Regions from separate parts of the Mus musculus genome. Here region 1 is linked to region 2. The links are chromatin loops, found by intact Hi-C in ENCODE. Cell type or tissue: left cerebral cortex. All regions are shown on one strand. Each heading gives the region's core, and the rest is flanking DNA. Links, peaks and the distances in the headings are about the cores only.

Region 1 (16,082 bases), core at 5,029-10,028, 66 kb before region 2:
GACTGGTAGGTATGTGACCTGCAAACTGGTTCAATTGGTCATTCCCTTGACCCTGGCACATCTTAGCAAAAGCTAATTCTATGATCCACACCCTGGCTGAAAGAGGTTGTGAGATACAATCACCAAGCTCACAGTTTTGGAAACTTAGTCAGAGTTCCAAGCAGTATCTTCAGGACTTTGCTAGACAATCCTACAAAAATGGCTCAGCAGCATTCTCCTTCTCTCTCTCTTTTTTTTTTAAGATTTATTTATTATTATATGTAAGTACACTGTAGCTGTCTTCAGACACACCAGAAAAAGGCATCAGATCTCATTACGGATGGTTGAGAGCCACCATGTGGTTGCTGGGATTTGAACTCAGGACCTTCAGAAGAGCAGTCGGTGCTGTTAGCCGCTGAGCCATCTCACCAGCCCTCTCCTTCTCTTTTAAATTACCAACTAAATGCTGGATGTAACTGACTTCCTTTTACACAGCTTCCAGGTACTTGTTCCTTATGCAGGAGTCTGACGTAAACTAACAGCTATTACAGTTACCTCTACAGAAGGCTAGTACATGGTCCAGCCATTTGTACAATTACATTTAACTTTGTGGTAAGTTTGTATTTAACCTGATATCAAATCAACTTCTGTTGATCTTGACATAAAAATTTTCTTCATTAACTTTGTCTCTTAATGTTCTCTACACAGTTGTACAGTTATTACCTCATAACTTATGTTCTGGATCTTTGCCAGTTACTGTGGTCCCTGGGATGGGCCCTTTTCTGAGGCACCCTAACTACTGCTCCTCTGTCCCCGCATCAATCTTTTGTCAGCTTGAAAGAGTTAAACAGAGATTGGTGCCCTCAAATACCTGAAAGTAGTTTGGTGACCCCTGAAAAAGAAACTAATGAGCCACAAGCCATCCAATTCTTCCTCCTGTCTCTCACCCCAGGAATACAGGACGGCAACGATATGATCCATCACAGCCAATCAAGTTAAAATTCTCCTCGGCTAAGTGGTCAGAGGACCCCTCTTCCACAGACCCAAAACTACCCACCTCCAGCAATGACATTCCTCAGCAGGAAACAGTTAGGAAGAATCTACAACCCTGCCCCTGATTCCCTGTTGTTTTTATATCCCCTTAAGTTTGGAACAATTTAGGAACCCTATAAAACAGGGTTCCTACAAGATTACACATAGTGTTGTTATCTGCTGAGATACCTGTCTAGACTTTGGCTGGAAACTCTAGAAGAGAGGGCCTACAGGAAGACATGTAAGCTACGAGCTACAAGCATTTCTACCCCATTATTGCTAGTGGCCATCTTTTTCTGAAGGCAATCAATCTCCTACACATCTGAGTATACCCACCATTCATTATATGCGCCAATAAACATGGTCCTATCTATCGAAGACCGTGGTGCTGTCTCTTTTCCTGTCTTCCATCTCTCGAAGATGCCTCAGATGGTGCATAACATGCACCATCAGACCTGGTAGTCTTATATGCATGGTAGCCACACCTGAGTAAGAACATTTAGTATTCCTACAAAACTTAGCTTTAATGGAGTTAATTCTATCAGCATGGCCTTGCTTCCAAATTAAAGTCACACCTCGCTTTGGGAAGGGAGACTTCAACTCAGAAAACACTTAGAATTTTGTCATAGCATTTACATATGGTGTGCAGCTTATGGAATAGTGGTTAATAATCCTCACTTCCTGGTCCCCCCCCCCCCTTATGTGTTATACTTGTGTACTAGATCCATTGGCTTTTCTCTGTGGACATGAGATTCACCAAATGAGCTAAGACTGCTCTGTTGTAACTGATACCTACCTTCTGTGACATTTTTGGCTCTCCTCACTCTCTTGCTGTGATAAAGCAAGCTGTTTGGTTGTGAGCTAAGTGGTCATGATGGTAAAATGTGACTACTGGTCAGTGGAGATCTGTGTGCTGGAGCAGGCGCTGAGAGTTCTTGGTCGTTAGGCAGCAGAAGGAGACTTGTGCCACACTGAGTGTAGCTTGAGCCCACCCCACAGTGACACACTTCCTTGAACAAGGCTATACCTACTTCAACAAGGCCACATACAAATGTTCCTTATAATGCTGTGCCATTATAAACATGACAGCAATCTCATGTAAACAGCCTTCTCGCAACATGGGAAGACGTCTGATAGGGAATGCTCTCGGCTGCCACTGGGAATCCTCATTGGTGAGTGTGCTTCAGGACCTAACCTGCATCCTCAGGGAAGTCCTTTGGCTGTGGCAGGCTAGGAGGACTGTACTGTTCCAGAAGACCCTTGAGAGTATCGTGTGAGTTCTGACAAAGCAGGTGTGTGTGAACTTGGCAATGGTGGTGAGACCTCTAAAACCTTGGGGATGAAAACATTTCGGTTTCCCAGGGAAGCAAACAAGGCTCTTCTTGAGAGTCACAGACAATGGGTCTTTAATAGAGGATGGCCCTGGCATTTGGCTAAAGGGGAAGAGAAGCCTGGAGCTAAGTCCTGGATTTTTTTTAAGGCCTCACCAAAATGATAAAACTAATGTATAAAACTGAGATAGCAACCAATCAGGAATGAGCTAATGTAACTGCTACTTACCTAGCCAATCATGTTAGAGATTACCTAACTCTTCCGGAAAATTCCCCTAGCTTGGCATAAAAGGAATTTGCAAGCTCCTCTTAGGGCCACCATTTTGTATGAATGGTTGACCTCCCCCCAACCCCCAATAGTGTTCTTTCTGCAGAATAAACAGTCTTTGCTTTTGCATCCGATTTGAGCCTGGGGTCTTCCTTCCGAGATTCTCACACCTTTACAGTGCCAGAAATGCAATGATCACCAGAGTGGCCAGTCTCAGAGTTCCTCTGCCATTGGAAATAAGCCATGAGTTTGAGATGGAATGTTTTGAGAGCACAGCAGTGAGATCCTGGGGCTTTTGAATTGTTACCGTAGGCGTTCCCATTGCACTGTCAGGGCTCGAAGCTTAGGGTTGATTCGTTAGCATATCACAGCCTGCCTTAAACTTGGCTCAGATAGGAGCTACCTTGTGAGTGGCTCCTTAGCACGTCTCGGACGCATTACATTATTCCAAGTCACACAACATGGTTTCACCTGCCCTAACAACTTTGAACACTTAGAGACAAAGAAAGCTCTTTAATGATACTTGTCCATTGGCTAATGCTCAAGGAAGAGCCGGCCTTGAATAGAACGTTTCACTAACGTATAAATACCTTAGGCATTTGCATTTTATGTATGTTGTCATCCTTAAATCTCAGACTGAGGTTACATTGTAAACAATTTGAATGGAGACAGGAGAATTCAAGTCTGGCTACTTGGACAGATGGAAAATTTACACAGCTAAAATATTGTCAGGATTATTTCTTAAGTATATCAGTATTGTTCTTTTTCAAATCGTTTGATACCCAGGGTCATCTTGCCCACATAGAAGAACTATGTTTTTCTTAATAAGAGGGCTTACTGGAAGACCCGAACTTAATGATGGCTGTGAACCTTGAGCTGCCTGTTTGAACATGTTCTTTGGGGATGGGCCCAATAGCTGGCAATCTTGGTGAACAAACATTCTAGCATTGTTAATTTTGTTTATCTTTAACACACCTGGGTAGCGTTACTTATCTTTGGGGTGTTTTATTAGCTCTCACTTGGCTAAGTTCGACTATATATATATATATATATATATATATATATATATAATTATATCTAAGTACCTTGTAGCTATCTTCAGACACACCAGAAGAGGGAGTCAGATCTCATTATGGATGGTTATGAGCCACCTTGTGGTTGCTGGGATTTGAACTCAGGACCTTCGGAAGAGCAGTCAGTGCTCTTAACCACTGAGCCATCTCTCCAGCCCATATTTATTTATTTATTTATTTATTTATTTATTTATTTATTTATTGTGGTTTTAGAGCTTTATTATAGAAAGGCAGGGAGAAAGAGAAGGTAGAAAGAGAGAGAGGAAGAGAGAGAGAGGAAAGGCTAGAGAGAAAGAGTAAGAGAAGAGAGGAGAAGAGAGGAGAGAGGAAAGAAGACAGAGAGGAGAGAAGACGTGAGAGTGAGGGGTAAGAGGTAAGAGAGTGAGAAGTAAGAGTCCCATATTTATTTATTTTTTTAAGATTTTTTTTTTTGAGTCAGGGTTTCTCTGTGTAGCCCTGACTGTCCTGAAACTCACTCTGTAGACCAGGCTGGCCTTGAACTCAGAAATCTGCCTGCCTCTGCCTCCCAAGTGCTGAGATTAAAGGTGTGTGCCACCACACCCGGCCGACTTTTTCTGCTTTAATGTCTTCTAAGCAAATCTATTAGCAATTGCTTCATTAAATCACTTCTATTACAGTGAGTTTCTTCTACATCAGTATGTACTGATCATTGAGTCTTTATGAGAGGAAGATTAATGTGTATGGCATTAACTGAGGAATATTTGGGGGATCATCATGAAAAATGGGACAGCATAGAGTCCTTTCACAATGAATTCTCAGTGAATACTTCATCTAACTCTACCTTCCAACCAGAACCTTAGTATACCTTTCCTTAGTATAGTAGACTTATTTCAGCAGAGAGTTTACTGGAATTTAGATCTTTGTGTGTGTGGTACTAGGGATTGCACTTGGAGCTCCATGCATGCTACCAACCTCTCTATCACTGACCTATATTCCCAGTCCTCTTCCTTCATTTTGGGACCACGTCTCACTAAGTGGTACGTAACGCCCTTGTATCTTCAAGCCTTCTCTTTCTCTGAGCTCCCAAGAGGCTGGTAGTACAGACTTATGCCACCAGTCCCAACTGAACTTGACTGTTTTGTTTTTCTAAGATTTATTTATTATATATAGTATTCTGCCTGCATGTATGCCTACGTGCCAGAAGAGGGCATCAGATCTCATTACAGGTGGTTGTGAGCCACCATGTGGTTGCTGAGAATTGAACTCAGGATCTCTGAAAGAGCAGTCCGTGCTCTTGACCTCTGAGCCATCTCTCCAGCCCCTTGCCTATTCTTAAAATGAATCTCCAAGCCTTATCTGTAGCTTTGTCTCCCCACCACAGGAAATTAGAGTTCCTCAATTTTGCTTTTATTAACAATCAGTCTCAGATTTCTGTCTTTTGTGGAGCTTCATTTGAGTTTTAGGATTGCCTAATTCCCGTGTAATGTACTTACTATTTTTTTTTATATATATCTGAACAGGCATCTACGAATTCATAATCTACTTCTTTCCATTGCTGTTCTCAGTTCATTGCCTATCAATATTTCAAAGTCTGAACTGCTATGTTTTGGTAGAGGACGTGCATGCATGTGTGCCTGCATGCGTGCGTGCATGGTTCTCCTGCATGGCCCAGTGGAGGTCAGAGAACAACTTTGTGCAGTCCACTTTCTCCTGCCACTATTATGTGGGTCATCAAGCTCCTAATTTGTTCAGATTTTACATCTACCGTTACAGTTCTTTAAATAAATTCATCCCAGACAATCTCGGCAAGTGAGAGACAAACTAAGAAGTCAGTCATAGAGAGTCCGGAGTCCAAATTCGGAGCCCCCAGTCTATAGTCCCGGAAGAATGAAGATTTAAATACAAGGCCATGGCTAAACATCTGAAGTTCATTGCCAGGACTGTGATGGTTCAGGAGGGGAACGTGGAAGGTGCCTGCAGGACCCTAAACAGAATCCTTACCACGGATGGGCTTACGGAAGTCATAAAGCGACGACGCTACTATGAGAAGCCTTGCTGCCACCAGTGGGAGAGCTATGAAACATGCTGGAGGATCTACAACATGGAAATGACTCGAAAGATTAACTTCTTGATGCGAAAGAACCGTGCAGACCCATGGCTGGGCTGCTGAGGCTTGGGGCTAAGCACCCACACTAGTTATATGTCCAAATTCCTTTCTTTATCCAGCCAAGTTCTGTTACTTTTCTCCACAATAAACTCCATCACAGGTGAAAAAAAAAATGTTAGAACCTAGAGGGGAAACCCCCACTCAATTCCCGATTTGGTGTGCACCCAAAAAATCACGAAGGACCACCTTGATGTAATTACACGAGGTCGTTTAATTACGGAGCTCCGGACCAACATGCATCCCACATAGGAGATAGCCACGAGGCTCGAAAGCTAGGGGTTTTTATGGGGTAAGGGGCTTAGGTGTGTGGAATTCAGCATAGCGATACACTATTGGCTTATTCAAACATCAGCAGAAAAATTACATGTACTTGTAGGATGTCAGAGTTCTGTGAGTTGTTGACTCAGTTCAGATAGCCCTGTTATGTCCTCACATTCCCCTTTATCTTATGGTTAAGCTGTTCCCAGGAATGTTTTAACTACGGGGCATACCCAGGTTTGTTTTTCTTTTTTCTCAGCCCCAGGCAGCCTCTAGGCTCACAAACAACCAGCAATTTCTGAGTACTTTATATGACTTACAGGTCTTGAAATTTCATCTTTCTTTCACAAACCAACAAACAAAAAAAAGAAGTCAGTCATAGATTTAAGCTGATTGTGTCTACATATTTCAAACTTAGGGCAGCCAATAAACAGTGCGTTCACAGCACTATCAAAAGTTCTTAAATCTCATATATATACATATGTATATATATATATACACATATATAATATATATAATAATATATACATATATATATTTAAAAGTCTAATATTGCTTAGGTAGCAGAATTGAAGGGAAAGTCAAACTAGAGTTGGGGTATCGCACCTGTGCCTGTTTATTTTGCACTAGCAGCGGGTAGTTCGTATTCTTATCACTAGACATTTTAAATTAATTTCTTTTTAAAAGATCTATTTATTTATGTGTATTTTCGTAGGTCTAAGTGTACGTAAGTGCACCACGTAAGTCATCAAAGTCATCAGATCCCATGAACTAGAGTTACGGGGTGAGGGGTTGTGAGCTGCCCCCGCGATGGTGATGGAAGAGAATGTGTGTACTCTGCAAGAGCGGTAAGTGCTCTTAACCACTGAGCCATCTCTCCACCCCTCTTATAAGCTAATTTCTATTCAGTAATAACGATTTATATTAGCCAAGGCACTCTATTATTACGCCACGAACATTTTAGTAAACCTATGTGCTTATTTATTAAAGTTATTGTTAAATTAGAGGCTTTTAAATTTTTTTTTTTTAAACTCTTTCATAGCCTAATTTTTAGGTTCTTTTCCGGAGAGCCTTATTTGTTTTGATTTTGTCTATCTATTTGATTAAGCTACTTATCTCAGGCGAGACGTGAGCTCAGGGTATGCCTGCCAAAGCTGGACTTCCGGTCCCACCCTCATCCCCGGCTTCCCGGTGCCCAGCTCCAATTGGAGATTGACTGAAACCCCACTCTAGAGCAGACCTAAGCACTTAAAGCTCTGCTCCATGGTTTTAAGACCTTTAGTAGACAGGACACAGGTCAGGTAACACAGCCTGCCACATTGAAAAAGAGGAGTCTGAAGGAACGGACGCCGCACAGAGAACAAGTGTGCGCCTGCGCGCTGGCCACTACCTGATTCGTGCAGGGGCCTGGCAATCCCAGCGAGGGGAGGGGCAGCCTGGAGAAAGCCACGGGCAGGAATTGCACCCTGACTGACAGGCAGAGCTCCGCCCTCCGCTTTTCTTGTTCCCGCCCCTCAGCCAGCTGTCTGTCAATTGGCGGATTCTCCTGTCAGTCAGCCTCGGAACTCCTCAGAGGGACGAACGCCGGCGGTGGCCTCAGAGCCGCGGGATTCTGGACCATGAGTGCAGGCGAAACCTTCAGGACCAGCGAGGCTTTCTAGGCTCAGCCCGTGAGACCCCATATCCCCTAAATTAGATTCGGACCCCCTCAGCGTGACACGCGCGCGCGCGCTCACACGCACACACCCGGTCACCTCAGCTTCTCGGGAACTCCAAACGCCCTTTGGCTGAGTGAGGTCCCAAATGCACTTGTGCGGAACCAACCCAGCCTCTGCCTGAGGAACCTGGGTAGCTCGCCTCAGAGAGACTAAGTTTCCAGACAGGAAACCTGGACTCTCAGCGTAGAGACTCTCCTAAGCCCCAAAGACCCCAGACGCCCTCGGTCTCGAGGACCTGTCTGTCACTCCAGATTGGCTTCCAGAGATCCTAAATGCTCTCGTCCCGCAGGACCCTAAATACCTCCGACGTGACAAATCCCAACTCTTCGTGACATAATCGTCAAATCTCGTCAGACTGCGAGTCTCCAAACCTTATTTCACAGCCTGAAAGACTCCTCTAGCCTACGAACCCAATTCCTTCAATCTGATGCACCCCACTCCTCAGCCCGAGGTCCCCAAAGTTAAAATCTCAGCCAGAGCGTTCCTACATTTTCACCAGAGGGACTTCAATCCCTTGTACTCGGGATTCCCGAATCCATTTACCTGAAAACATCTTTCAGACCCTGGCTGACTCCTTGGTCCAGATGAAGAGCAAGTGGGAATGGGGTGGGGGGGGACACCGGTTGGCGGGAGGAATCTTCCTTCCTTGCTGTCGCAGGTCCTGACCCGGACGGAGGGTCGGTGCCTAGGTTTAGGGCTCAGTCCAGAATCCTTGCTCCTGCACCAGAGTACTAGACCTCGGAGTCCGAAGAAGCTGCCTGTGTTGGCTGCATGGATTCCCAGCCCCTAGCTCCTTCCCATGTGCTGGTGGGCATCTCTGATCGCCTAAGGCCCTTAGTTACCTCTTCATCCATAGGACCATAGGACCCTGGACCTCTCCAGTGAAATGTCCTGCACCATGAACACCAACAAGCTGGAAGAAAATAGTCCTGAAGAAGATACAGGGAAATTCGAGTGGAAACCCAAGGTAGTACGAAGTTATCCTTGAGTCAGGAGGATCATGGGGTGGGCAGAGGCAAACAGCCTTGAGTACCAATACCATATTGATTTTTCCTATGACAAGAAGGTGGGTCCCGATATGTGAGAGAGGAAAGGCTCATTAGCAACTGCTCTGTCAGCATGAACATCCAGTGTTTGCTTAAAGAAGGTTCTGGGAATGGGAGGATAACCTTGGTCACTGAGACCACATTCCAGGGTCCCAAGCCCGGCCCAGCATGTTCCGTTTTTTGTTTTTATTTTTTTTCCCCCAGGTCAAAGATGAATTCAAAGACATTTCCATATACTTCTCCAAAGAAGAATGGGCAGAGATGGGAGAGTGGGAGAAAATTCGCTATAGAAATGTGAAAAGGAACTATAAAATGCTGATTTCAATAGGTAACAAGAAGTCTTCGGTTGAACCAGTCTAGATTAAAAAAATAAAATCTCAGTTCCCATGTTCCCATGTTATGTTAGGGTCTTCCCAGGTATCTACAGTGGTACAGTTCCCAATGGAGACAAGTTTAGAGGAAACGTGTGTGTGTGTGTGTGTGTCTGTGTGTCCAGGACTAAATGTTAGCACTGGCCCTGTAGAGATCTCATCTCCACACCCAGAGCCTACCTGGCCTTGTGATACATTTGTTCCATCCTCTAGGGCCTTTTTAAGAGGAATATTTTGCTGCTTTTCAGGTCTCAGAGCCCCTAGACCAGCTTTCATGTGTTACCAAAGGCAAGCAATGAAACCCCAAATAAATGACAGTGAGGATTCTGATGAAGAGTGGACACCTAAGCAACAAGGTGAGGAGAGGCTAGGAGAGTTTAGAAGTGAGGTGAGGGGGCAGGAGAATTTAGAAGTACCCATCGGAAACCAAGCCAGATTTAGGTTCCATAATGTCTCAGAACCAACTTCTGAAAACTGGGTGTTTCAGAATCAAGGGTCAGCAAACAAACAAGATGCAATGCAAAATTAATAGTAAGAATCTATTCCTGTACATTTTAAAATATGTGAAAACTATATGCTATTTATAAATATAATAAATATGAAATATATACAAATCTGGGCATGAACAAGAAATATCAAACCCAAAGTAGCTAGGATAAGCACCTTACCTAGTCTGTAGCCTGCGTGCTTATTATTAATCATGTAAATATGACCATGGTTGTGCAAATGTCTCTTCAAGATCTTATTTTCACTCTTTATATGTACATAAAGAAATCTAAATCATAAAGTAATTCTATTTTAATTTTTTTTTTTGAGACAGGGTTTCTCTGTGTAGCCCTGGCTTTCCTGGAACTCACTCTGTAGACCAGGCTGGCCTTGAACTCAGAAATCTGCCTGTCTCTGCCCCCCAAGTGCTGGGATTAAAGGCATGGGCCACCACGCCCAGCTCTATTTTAATTTTTGAGGGACTTACTATTTCTGGTAGCTGTGCCATTTTATATTCCCATCAAAGGTGGTCATTCAAGCATTCCAATTTGTCCTCATCCTTGCCATTACTTCTTATGATATATCACTGGGACTTTAATTTTCATTTCCCTGATAACTAATTGTGTTGAACACTTTTTTCTATGCTTGTTGGCCACTTAAATATCTGGAGAAATGTGTGCTCGTTGCATTAATTAGGTAGCTAAAGAGCTGTCAACAAAATATCATGTGCTAAATTTTTAAGCAGAAATATATTTCTTACAGTTCTAGAGGCTAGAAATCCAAAATGGGAGTGCTGCCTTGTCAGGTTTCAACAATGGCTTCTCCTTTGTGTATAAGAGATCTCCACTGTGTATTCACATGAACTATGTGTGTTCATGTGTAGAACACATTTAGCCTTTCATAGGATCTCTACCTATGAAAGAACTAATTCAATTATGGGGCCACACTCTTCAGGTGTCATCTTGTTATGATTAGCTTCTAATAGCTTCATCTCCAAATATGTTAGGAAATAGAACTTGAATACAAAAATATAAGTTGATTTGATAAAAACGAACTTGAGTCTAATCACCTATTTTTGACTTACTTTATATTGATGTTGTGGTTGTTGAGTATTCTAGATACCAACCCCTTAATATATATACACTTTGCAGATATTTTCTTCTATTATTTAGGTTACCCTTTTCATTCCATTGTTTTGTTTGACGTTTTTAAGATTAATGTAATCCTACTTCTCTGTTTTTGCCTTTTTTTTTTTTTTTTTTTTTTTTGGTTTTTCGAGACAGGGTCTCTCTGTATAGCCCTGGCTGTCCTGGAACTCACTTTGTAGACCAGGCTGGCCTCGAACTCAGAAATCCGCCTGACTCTGCCTCCCGAGTGCTGGGATTAAAGGCATGCGCCACCACGCCCGGCAGTTTTTGCTTAATTTTTTGGTGTTATACCAAGAAAATTAATTATGTTTGCAATGTTATGCAGATTTTAGTCTTTCTTCTAATGTTTCATAGTTCCGTGCCTTGGATATAACAACTTAAAACATGTTGTTATCTTAGATTTTGTTCTTTTTCAAGATTCTCTTGGCTATTCTGATTCCCTTAAGATCCTATATTAATCTATATCCTATATTAATCCTTTATTAATTATTTTTAATGCAGTAAAACACAGCATTGGCATTTTGATAGGGAACATGTTTAATCTATACATCATTTGAGGTAATATAAACTTTTATAACTTTGTCTTATAAACCATGAACAAATCTTTTGCGTCCTTTACTTTCCTACTAAATATTTTATTATTTTAATCATTGTAGATGTGATTTTTTTTTTAAATTTCCTTCCTGGATTGTTTATTGTGGGTGTATAAAAACACAACTGATTTTTTTTTTAACTTTTTAAAAAAATATTTATTTATTTATTTATTTATTTATTTATTTATTTATTTATTTTATGTATATGAGTACACTGTAGCTGTACAGATGGTTGTGAGCCTTCATAAGGTTGTTGGGAATTGAATTTAGGACTTCTGATTGCTCTGGTCAACCCTGCTCGCTCAGTCCATGCTCTCTCAGGCCCAAAGATTTATTATTATTATAAATAAGTACACTGTAGCTGTCTTTAGATGCACCAGAAGAGGGCATCTGATCTCACTACAGGTGGTTATAAGCCACCACCATGTGGTTGCTGGGATTTGAACATAGAATCTTCAGAAGAGCAGTCAGTGCTCTTACCCGCTGAGCCATCTTGCCAGCCCCACACTGATTTTTAAAATTAATTTTATATCCTGCAATTTTTAGTATAATCTTTTTATTTATTTTTATTATTTATTTATTTATTTGTTTGTTTTTGGTTTTTCTAGACAGGGTTTCTCTGTGTAGCCCTGGCTGTCCTGGAGCTCACTCTGTAAACCAGGCTGGCCTCGAACTCAGAAATTCACCTGCCTCTGCCTCCCAAGTGCTGGGATTAAAGGTGTACACCAACACACCCAGCTCTTTTAGTGGAATCTTAAGGGATTTCTGTGTATAAGACAATGTAATTTGTAAAAAGAATAATTTATTTCTTTATTTCCAAGTTAGATGATTTGTATGTGTATGTATGCGTGTTTGTGTGTGTGTGTATATATATGTATATATATGCCTACTTATTCTAACCAGGGCTTCAGGTATTATGTTGAGTAGAAATAGCAAGAATGAGAATCCTTGCATGTCTCTTGTGATCCTAGAGGAAAGAATTCCAATATTTCACTATTAAAACTGACACTGAAAATTACCTCTTACCGAATGACCTTTTTGTGTGTATATGTATATAATATCTCCTTGTTCCTGTTTTATTCAGTGTTTTCTTTGTCACAGGCTGATTTACTTATTTACTTAAAAATAAATGTATTGGATAGCGTATAAACATAAAACAAAGATAAGATGAGTTTTGTCTAATTGGATAAGCTTAAATAAAAACACCAATGCCCCCCAATAGAATGATAGAGTTAATATTTTAGAAATAATTTCCGGCGGGGGGAGGGTATAGGGACCTTTGGGATAGCATTTGAAATGTAAATGAAGAAAATATCTAATAAATATATATATAAATAAGAAATAATTTCCATATCACTCTTGGGTCATCCTTGAAGTCTTCACTCAGTTATTCAGAATTCTCTGTTCCTGGTAAGAATCCCAAGTGTAAAACTATATACCAACCCAAACCCTGATTTCCTATCCCTTTCAGTCAGTCCTCCTTGGGTGCCTTTCCGGGTGAAGCACAGTAAACAGCAGAAGGTAAGTGCTTTCCAAATCCTACAGACAAGGAAACCTTCCTCATAGATCCAAACACAGGTAAGGAAAGGAGAAGGCTTAGAGTACCCTGGGAATTGCTACCTTCCCGGTCTCATCTACACAGTGTCTCTCAGCCTCCCGGTCATTTGAATTAATAAGAACATCACTCACTTGAGTGTTCCTACCTCAGTTTTTTTCTGCTATGTGAAAGTGAGAAATTCACTAATGTACTCTAAGGATAGTTTACAAATACAGAGGATTTTACTTTGAATGGCACACATAAAGGAGATATGATCCTCTCCTTCATAAAGACTCACTCTGATAAGAAACAGCAACTCTCGTCACTTAGAAGATTCAAGTTTAATAGCAAGGGATCCACAAATGAGACATGACTTAATCAGGCATGGTAGTGCTTGCCTGTAATTACATGAGAAGCAGAGTCCCAAGGAATACTGTGAGTTTGAGGCCAGCCTAGTCTACTTAAGGAGTTCCAGGTCTACCACAGGTATACAATGATATAATGAGTTTTGGAATGGGAAAAAGAAAAGGATGTAAGCGTTCATATAGGCAAATAATTTCCATAGAAATATCATCTGTCGGAAAGACTGAGAGAAGCTAGTAATCTCACACTAGTATTATATTCAGTTGTGGGTATTCTAAATAGAATTATTATGTCTGGGTGGTTGGAGAGAGGGCTCAGTGGTTAATAGCATTTCTTGTTCTTCCAAAGGTCCTGAGCTGTACAGTTCAAAACTACCCTTTAACTCCAACTCCAAGAGATTGAATGCCCTTGTCTTACTCTGACAGAACCTGTGCACCACCCCCTCACACACACAAATAGAAATGAAAATAAATCTTTTAAAAATGAACAATTAGCATGTATACAAACTTATGAGTGAAAAAATTATTGAATTTTTCTGGAAAATTAGTACAAGAATTAATCTAATTCCAGAGTCATCCTAAGCATTATGCTCAGATCTGTAGTTTGAGCACTTGAAAGGCTGAGGTAGGAGGAATCCTGTGAGTTTGAGGCCAGCCTCTATCATGAGACCCCCATCTCAAACAAGCAACCTAATTCTAGAATCAACTATTTCCAGAATGCCAATTTACAATTTTATCATTACTTCGTTAGTTGTAGAGGTACATTTCTGCCGCCATCTCTTCATTTTCTTCCCAGAGACACTGCTCTGCTCTCACTTCCCTTTACAGATGTGTTTTATCAACTTTGTTTTCTACATTTCTCATCTGATCAATATTTCCTACTTTACGGATATACCCTCTTTCTCTCTGTAAGCCCTATCTTCTTCATTGCAAACTTTGTTGACCTTCCAGCTAGCCTTCCCAAGTATCTACCTTCCTCAAGCCTGAAAGAAGCCTGAAGGGAGAAAGCCTAGCAGATGGCCTCTTGCCCTGGATTCATTTAAGTTCTTCCTTGTCTCTTCCTTATTCAGATACTCTACACATTAACTAAAGTCACAGGTGAAGTTTTATAAAAAGCCTTAAAGAACTACTTGAAATGCCTGTTTTTTTTTTTTTTTGTTTTTTTTAATATGTGACTCTAATTAAAGGAATCATCTAGAATGCCATTTAGTGGTGAATCTAATGTGAAGGAAGGGTCTGGAATAGAAAATTTGCTGAATACAAGTGGCTCAGAACACGTCCAGAAACCAGTGTCCTCCCTTGAAGAAGGAAATACCTCTGGACAGCACTCTGGGAAAAAACTGAGTAAGAGTAAATAATTTGGGAACTTTAATCCCTCTCGGAAGGTTAATGAGAATAGTCTGGGATGGTCAGTGTAGTAACTTCAGAAAGTTCTGAACTTGGTCTTGTCTAAGCTGTGGCATTGATAGTGGGCATGCTATTAAGTAATATGTCAGAACACCTACTTTAAATGCATAAATTTGGGTTGTTACTCACATGGAGGTACTGGGACTTGGGCAATCTTACAAACTCTGCAACCTTGTGAACATTAATATGTGGAAATAAGGATATGGTAGGTAGCTCTAATGTTGCTTTCTTTTCTTTTCTTTTCTTTTCTTTTCTTTCCTTTCCCTTTCCCTTTCCCTTTCCCTTTCCCTTTCCCTTTCCCTTTCCCTTTCCCTTTCCCTTTCCCTTTCCCTTTCCCTTTCCCTTTCCCTTTCCCTTCTTTCCCTTTCCCTTTCCCTTTCCCTTCTTTCCCTTTCCCTTTCCCTTCTTTCCCTTTCCCTTTCCCTTTCCCTTTCCCTTTCCCTTTCCCTTTCCCTTTCCCTTTCCCTTTCCCTTTCCCTTTCCCTTTCCCTTTCCCTTTCCCTTTCCCTTTCCCTTTCCCTTTCCCTTTCCCTTTCTTTCTTTCTTTCTTTCTTTCTTTCTTTCTTTCTTTCTTTCTTTCTTTCTTTCTTTCTTTCTTTCTTTGATTTTTCGAGACAGGGTTTCTCTGTATAGCCCTGGCTGCCCTGGAGCTCACTTTGTAGACCAGGCTGCCTCGAACTCAGAAATCCACCTGCCCCTGCCTCCAGAGTGCTGGGATTAAAGGCGTGTGCCACCATGCCTGGCCTCTAATGTTGCTTTCAAACAGCAAGTGAAGCATAAAGCAACTGATCCAATAAATCTCTGTGGCAATAGAAACCAAATACTCTCAATGCTGTTTGCCCAGGTCTTTGTTCAATGCCTAATTGCAGTGGGCCCTTAATTAATATTTTATAAATGGATCAACATGTCAATGAACTATTTTTAAGTAGAAAATGTGAGCAAGTAGAAATTAAACCTGAAGAGTCAGAAATTAAAATTAGATTAGACATCTGTTGTCAGTTGAATATGGGATCTTAGCTTCTTTAAACAAAAAGTTAAAAGGAGAGCATATGGCAGTAAATTTCACATTTTGTTTTAAAACATTTTAAAGTAAATTTTTTATTTTTTTGTTTGTTTGTTTGTTTGTTTTTCGAGACAGGATTTCTCTGTGTAGCCCTGGCTGTCCTGGAACTCACTTTGTAGACCAGGCTGGCCTCGAACTCAGAAATCCGCCTGCCTCTGCCTCCCAAGTGCTGGGATTAAAGGCATGAGCCACCACGCCTGGCAATTTTTTAGTTTTTTAAAGATTTATTTTTATATGCATATGAATGTCTGCCTCCATGTATGTATGTGTACCATGTACATG
Region 2 (5,000 bases), core at 1-5,000:
ATAAGCAAAACATTCACATATGTAAATCTTTTAAAAAGTTAAGAAAGACATAACTAAAGTCAAGTACCTTCTGAGAGGCCGGAACTCGCACAAAGCAGGGGCAATGTAACACAGGTCTAGCAAAAGGAGCAAAAGGAACAAAACAACACAAATCAGCACTCTAGGTGCAGCACAAATCACAGAAGGGAAAGGGGGGGACAAAGCCTTGGAAGAGCATGCAGTGTGTGACAGGCTCAGTATGTAAAGTCACTACAAAAGATGACAAAGCAGCTGTAGGTGGGGTTGCATAATTCAGAATGTAAGATGTCATTACACAGGCAATGGAAACAGTTAAGGATTTTAAGGTGCAGTTTGAGTATCTCCTGTGTCAAAGAGCAGATAAATCTGAGAAAATTGAAGACTGAAAATTCAATTTCAATCACTGCTTTGGTTGAGGAAAAAAAAAAAAGTTGGATTTCATGTCCAAAGTATAACCAGTTATTTATCCAGATCTCTTTCTGCAAACGAAGTTTACTGAACGCTTGATTATATAGACTGGGGAATTTGTTGTACGCTTCGCAGAAGTCATTTCACACCTGCAGACGATATAAACCACCTTTTCTCGTCTGCAATCTTAAAATCGCAATAATCGCTGCACAAACTTATTTTTAGGCTGTTTTCTGGGTTTTCATCTTTTGGAAACTGAGCCATCAAACTGAGTATTTGGGAAACCGATTCCGCACAGTCTTCAAGCGTCTGCCTAACCGGTCCGGCATCTTTTTCCAGAGAAGCCTACCCGGAGTTTTGGAAAACCACCTTAACTTGAGGCTAAAGACCGACAGTGTGTAAATAAAGCAGCATGCGTTTTTATGTTAATCTCGATTAGCTTGACTCTCAGGCTTCTGGCGAGATGCTGAGTCTCGAGAACCGCTTCCTAACAGAATTATTCTTACTGGGGACAAAACGGGCGGCTGCAGGCCTGGGTAAAACTCTCCCACCGGGGGAAGCGGCTGAGACGTGCGGTGCGCGGGGCTGTCCGGTGCCAGCCCCTCGGAGACGCTCACCCTTGGTACTGGGTTTCAGGACCCCGCCGAGGCGATGGTCCAGAGACTGGTTACTCGCGGAGCCGCCGCAGCGCGCGCGGAGGACCGTTCCCAGCCCGGCCGCGCGCCCACTCGCGTCTCCTCCGGCAAACTCCGGGGACCCGCTGCAGAAGTCGCCTTTATTAAGGCCTCCAAGCAGAGAAAAGGATGAAAGGACCGTTACCTGGGCACTGCGGAGAAAATGACGCGACCGCAGAAACCTAGCCAAACCGCCAGCAGATACCCGCCACCGCTACCGGACTCGATCCACCGAACGCCTGACGCACATCTGATGCCGTCACTTCCGCCAGTTGCGCTCTTGACTGCAGTCCGATTTGTTGTGCTTAAGCTGTGAGACACTGGGAAGGAAACGAGCGGGCCGGGTACCAGCAGTTCCGGGGCGGGGCCTCCGACGGCCCTTTCTAGCTGTCAAAGAGAGATCTATTGAGTGTGTAGCGGAAACAGTTGGGGATGTGGCAATGGCGATCAAGCCCAAGCAAGCGTTCTACCACTGAACTACATCCTCAGTCTTCCATGATTTGTTTTTGTGAGAAAGAGTTTCTCTGTGTAGCCCCGACTTTCTTGGGACTCACTCTGTAGAACTGGCTGGCTTCGAACTCCAGAGATTGCTTGGCAAGCTTACTGGCTCCTCCCCTTTGAGATTTGTGAGGTGGCTAAGGAAAATGTCAAGCAAACGCTCCTCATCATGTTCTCAGTAGATGTTAACTTACGTTCAAGGAAGAACAACAAAACAAGCGACTTTGTAGTCACAGATTCATTTCTATTTTTAGCTCGGTCACTACCAGCTCTCTTCCTTGCTGCCACAAGAAAACGTCAGCTGTTTCTTAGGCTGCTTCATAATGCTTGATTGATTCCAACATATCTTAATTTTTTTTTCCTTCTGAAGTTCATCTAAGGCATATACATGTGTTGTTCTGCGTACTTCCTTTCCCTTGTATTTTGCATTATCAACGAGGTAATGAGCTCCTTTAGGTTAAGGTTAGCGCTCTCTCTCTCTCTCTTTCTCTCTGTGTGTGTGTCTGTGTGTGTGATGGACAGTATCTGTGTGTTATGTGTGTAGGTGTTGTATAGGTTGTCTATTTACACAGACTCTAATAAGTACAATAGTACTGTGTATCTATTTTCCCCTAAAGGAAACATTTTCTCTTGAAAGTACAGGAAACCTCAGAAGACTGGGGAATTGAGAAAACTTAACAAAGGCTTGTCAAGAGGCAATATAAGGGAAGCGGGTTTTATGTTGTCTTACTGTTTGAGGAGATACAACCCAGGGGGAAGCATGCCAACTGGATTGCATCCACAGACCAGAAACATAAATAGATAAATGTTAGTTCGCTTCTTCTTTATTTAGTCGGGAAATCCAGGCAATGAGGTGGCGCCGCTTATATTTTAGTTGGGTCTTCGCTCCTCAATTAAACCTTGAAACACCCGCATAGACGCATCCATGGGTTTTACCTACATGATGCTAAGTTCTGTGAAATTAACAATATTAACCATCATATTCTGGCTAAAGAAATCTGGTATTGCTTCCTGGGTCTCGTGGCTGCGTACACCACACAGTTGACATGCGTCCTGATTGGCCTTGAATGCAGCATGAACTACTAACCCGTCTCAAACGCTGTGCCACTTCGCCAATGTGACATCCGAGTTGTCGTTGCTCTGTAATTGGGTTAATTTTTTTGGTATGGTCAGACTTTTAATTTTCTATCCGCCATGAGTAAATCCAAACGTTTTCTTAGGGTTATAAAACAGGTTTCTCTGTTGGCAGGATTGGCGGATCCAGGTTGTGCGCTAGCCGGACGCAGGCGTAGACCTCCAAGAGCAACGACGAGTGCAGGCTAGAGGAGCCTAGGGGGGCGGGGCGAGGGAGGCGGAAGTGGACCGGTCCCGGCGGCCATTTTGCCGTGAGACAGCAGGAGTTAGGCGCGATGCTTTCCACTGCTGCTTACCGAGACGTGGAACGAGAGCTGGGAATGGGGCCTCACGGCTCCGCCGGCCCTGTGCAGCTGCGGTTTTCGCCTTATGCCTTCAACGGAGGGTAAAAGCCTGGGCCTGCTGCCCTCACCTGGGTCGAGCCTGGGGTCGCGACGGGCGGGTGTGGGAATGGCAGGGATGTAGCCTGCAGCCCAGCACTCAGTTGTGCATGGACGCCCTCGGTGCCGTTTGCTCCAGCAACCGGGCTCCCACCTCAATCTTCCGCCCTATGGCCTGTTGTTTGGTAGGGCTTGAACACGTTTCTAAAGCCAACGGGCGAACATGAAGTTATGATTTGTCTTGGTTGTTAGACGAGTAGCTGTTTCTGTCGCTGGGCCGCCTGATCACTTGTTGTTTTAAGAGGAAACTAACATGATTAACCAGACTTAATTTCAGGGATGAAAGTGAAGGTTGTTTTGTTCTGCTCTTGAGACGTAGCCTGCTGGGCAAGGTCTACTGAGCTGCATCCACAGCCTTAGGCAGTCGGACCCTTGTGTGTGTTTATTTTTACTCTCAAATTACTTTAGCATTTTAATTATCCGCTTTATTCGAAGATATTTTTCCTTTGTATTTAGGACCGTTGACAATACAGGGGTATTCTTCATCAAATTAGAAGTTGAAACAGCTAATTATCCAAAAAAGGGGGGCGGGGGGGGGGCTTGTTTAAGAAAAGCAAAACCAGCCAGGCGGTGGTGGAGCACGCCTTTACTGCTAGCAAAGGCAAGTGGGTCTCTTAAGTTCGTGGCCAGTCTGGTCTACAGAGCAAGTTCCAGGACAGCCTGGGCTACACGGAGAATCTTTGTCTCAAGAAAGAAAAGCAAAAACGTTAAATATGGCTTTATGAATGTTGAGCGTTGATCATACAGATAGTGAAAGGTTGATTTTAGTCTTGGTTGTACCTTTTGAAGAGCAATTGTGAATGTACTATGTGGGCTCCTTTCAGTTACTTATAGATTGGGGAAGACTCAAGGTAGGTTTTTTTGTTTGTTTGTTTGTTTGTTTTAATTTCAAGCAGTTAAGTGAATAATTTCATAGTTTTACTTCTTGACTCTTGGCATCTAAACAGCCCAGGCTATAGAGCTGGTGTGAATTAGAACCGGATTTAAATTCATAGCGTTCTCAGCCGAGTCCAGTTTCAGTTTGCTTTTCCAGTATGCTGCTTAATGCTGCACGTGAACACTAAGTACTTACTTTGTAAGATGTGTTAATTTCAAGGTGTTCCGAATGCAGTACTCATGAGTCACTTTTTTTAACCTCCTTTACTTCTTCTTATCCATCACTTTGTTCATAGTTACTTACACCTATCCATTAAATCACTTTTCTCTTTTGTGCCTTTTAGCATTTATTGCAACTAGCCCTGCAAGCAGCCTCAGATTCTACAATATATAAATTTCTCTTTGTAGCTTCCAGGTTTTTGTCACTTGAGGCCTTTATATAATTACTAATCTTTTATAATTCCTAAGTCTGTTTCTGTAACTATTTCTCAAAAGTCCCTGAAATTCCGGCCTCTTTGGGAAACCGTATCTAACCGAGTTTTCTGATCTCTCCATAACCCATGTTAGTAAACAAAACAAGCAGGGTAATTGTTCCTTTCAGTTACTGCTGCTCCTTGGAAGTCTTGGCTCAGTTTAAAGGGGTGGGGATATGTTGTTTTCCTCAGCAGACACATCTAGGGAGTTGTAAAACCTTGGTTGCATACATTGGTGTCGTATTTGAATTTGCCCTTCTTCCTCCTGTCATCCTGCGTTCCTTCTGTCACAGCACTCTTACTGGAGCAGTATTATGTCCCATTTCACGTAGTACTATTGGGAGAATTGTATTAAAACCTCACTTTGCAAGTGGAACATTCTCTTTTTTGTTCTGTGTAACTCTGCTAGAATTCTAAACTCCAGCTTGGTGCTTGGGGTCTTCTACAGCAGCCCATCACATGAGGAGTTTGTATGTCTC

The links. Hi-C counts contacts between places; a loop is a spot of excess contacts. Peaks named below come from ENCODE experiments on the same cell type or tissue, not always from the same donor. Only the 100,000 strongest peaks of a DNase experiment are listed, where the experiment ranks them.
Region 1: a loop joins it to region 2, with 5 times the contacts of the local background. A loop is called at or near these places in 2 of 42 quality-filtered maps.

The regions. Positions count from the first base shown.
Region 1 is chr17:15,555,893-15,571,974 of GRCm38, reverse strand. Prdm9 (PR domain containing 9) reads left to right here and starts at 8,644. Exons shown (of 10, transcript NM_144809.3): 1 at 8,644-8,754; 2 at 9,038-9,161; 3 at 9,453-9,560; 4 at 12,903-12,952; 5 at 14,518-14,674. The coding sequence starts at 8,686. It also overlaps the pseudogene Gm6686. In left cerebral cortex, for the core only: no CTCF peak of the experiment used is centred there; DNase peaks (open chromatin) are centred at 6,863 and 7,542; H3K4me3 peaks cover 1,694 bases; H3K27ac peaks cover 1,382 bases.
Region 2 is chr17:15,496,270-15,501,269 of GRCm38, reverse strand. Psmb1 (proteasome (prosome, macropain) subunit, beta type 1) reads left to right here and starts at 2,994. Exons shown (of 6, transcript NM_011185.3): 1 at 2,994-3,117. The coding sequence starts at 3,008. Tbp (TATA box binding protein) reads right to left here and starts at 1,382. Exons shown (of 8, transcript NM_013684.3): 1 at 1,246-1,382. In left cerebral cortex, for the core only: no CTCF peak of the experiment used is centred there; DNase peaks (open chromatin) are centred at 1,407 and 2,932; H3K4me3 peaks cover 4,451 bases; H3K27ac peaks cover 2,645 bases.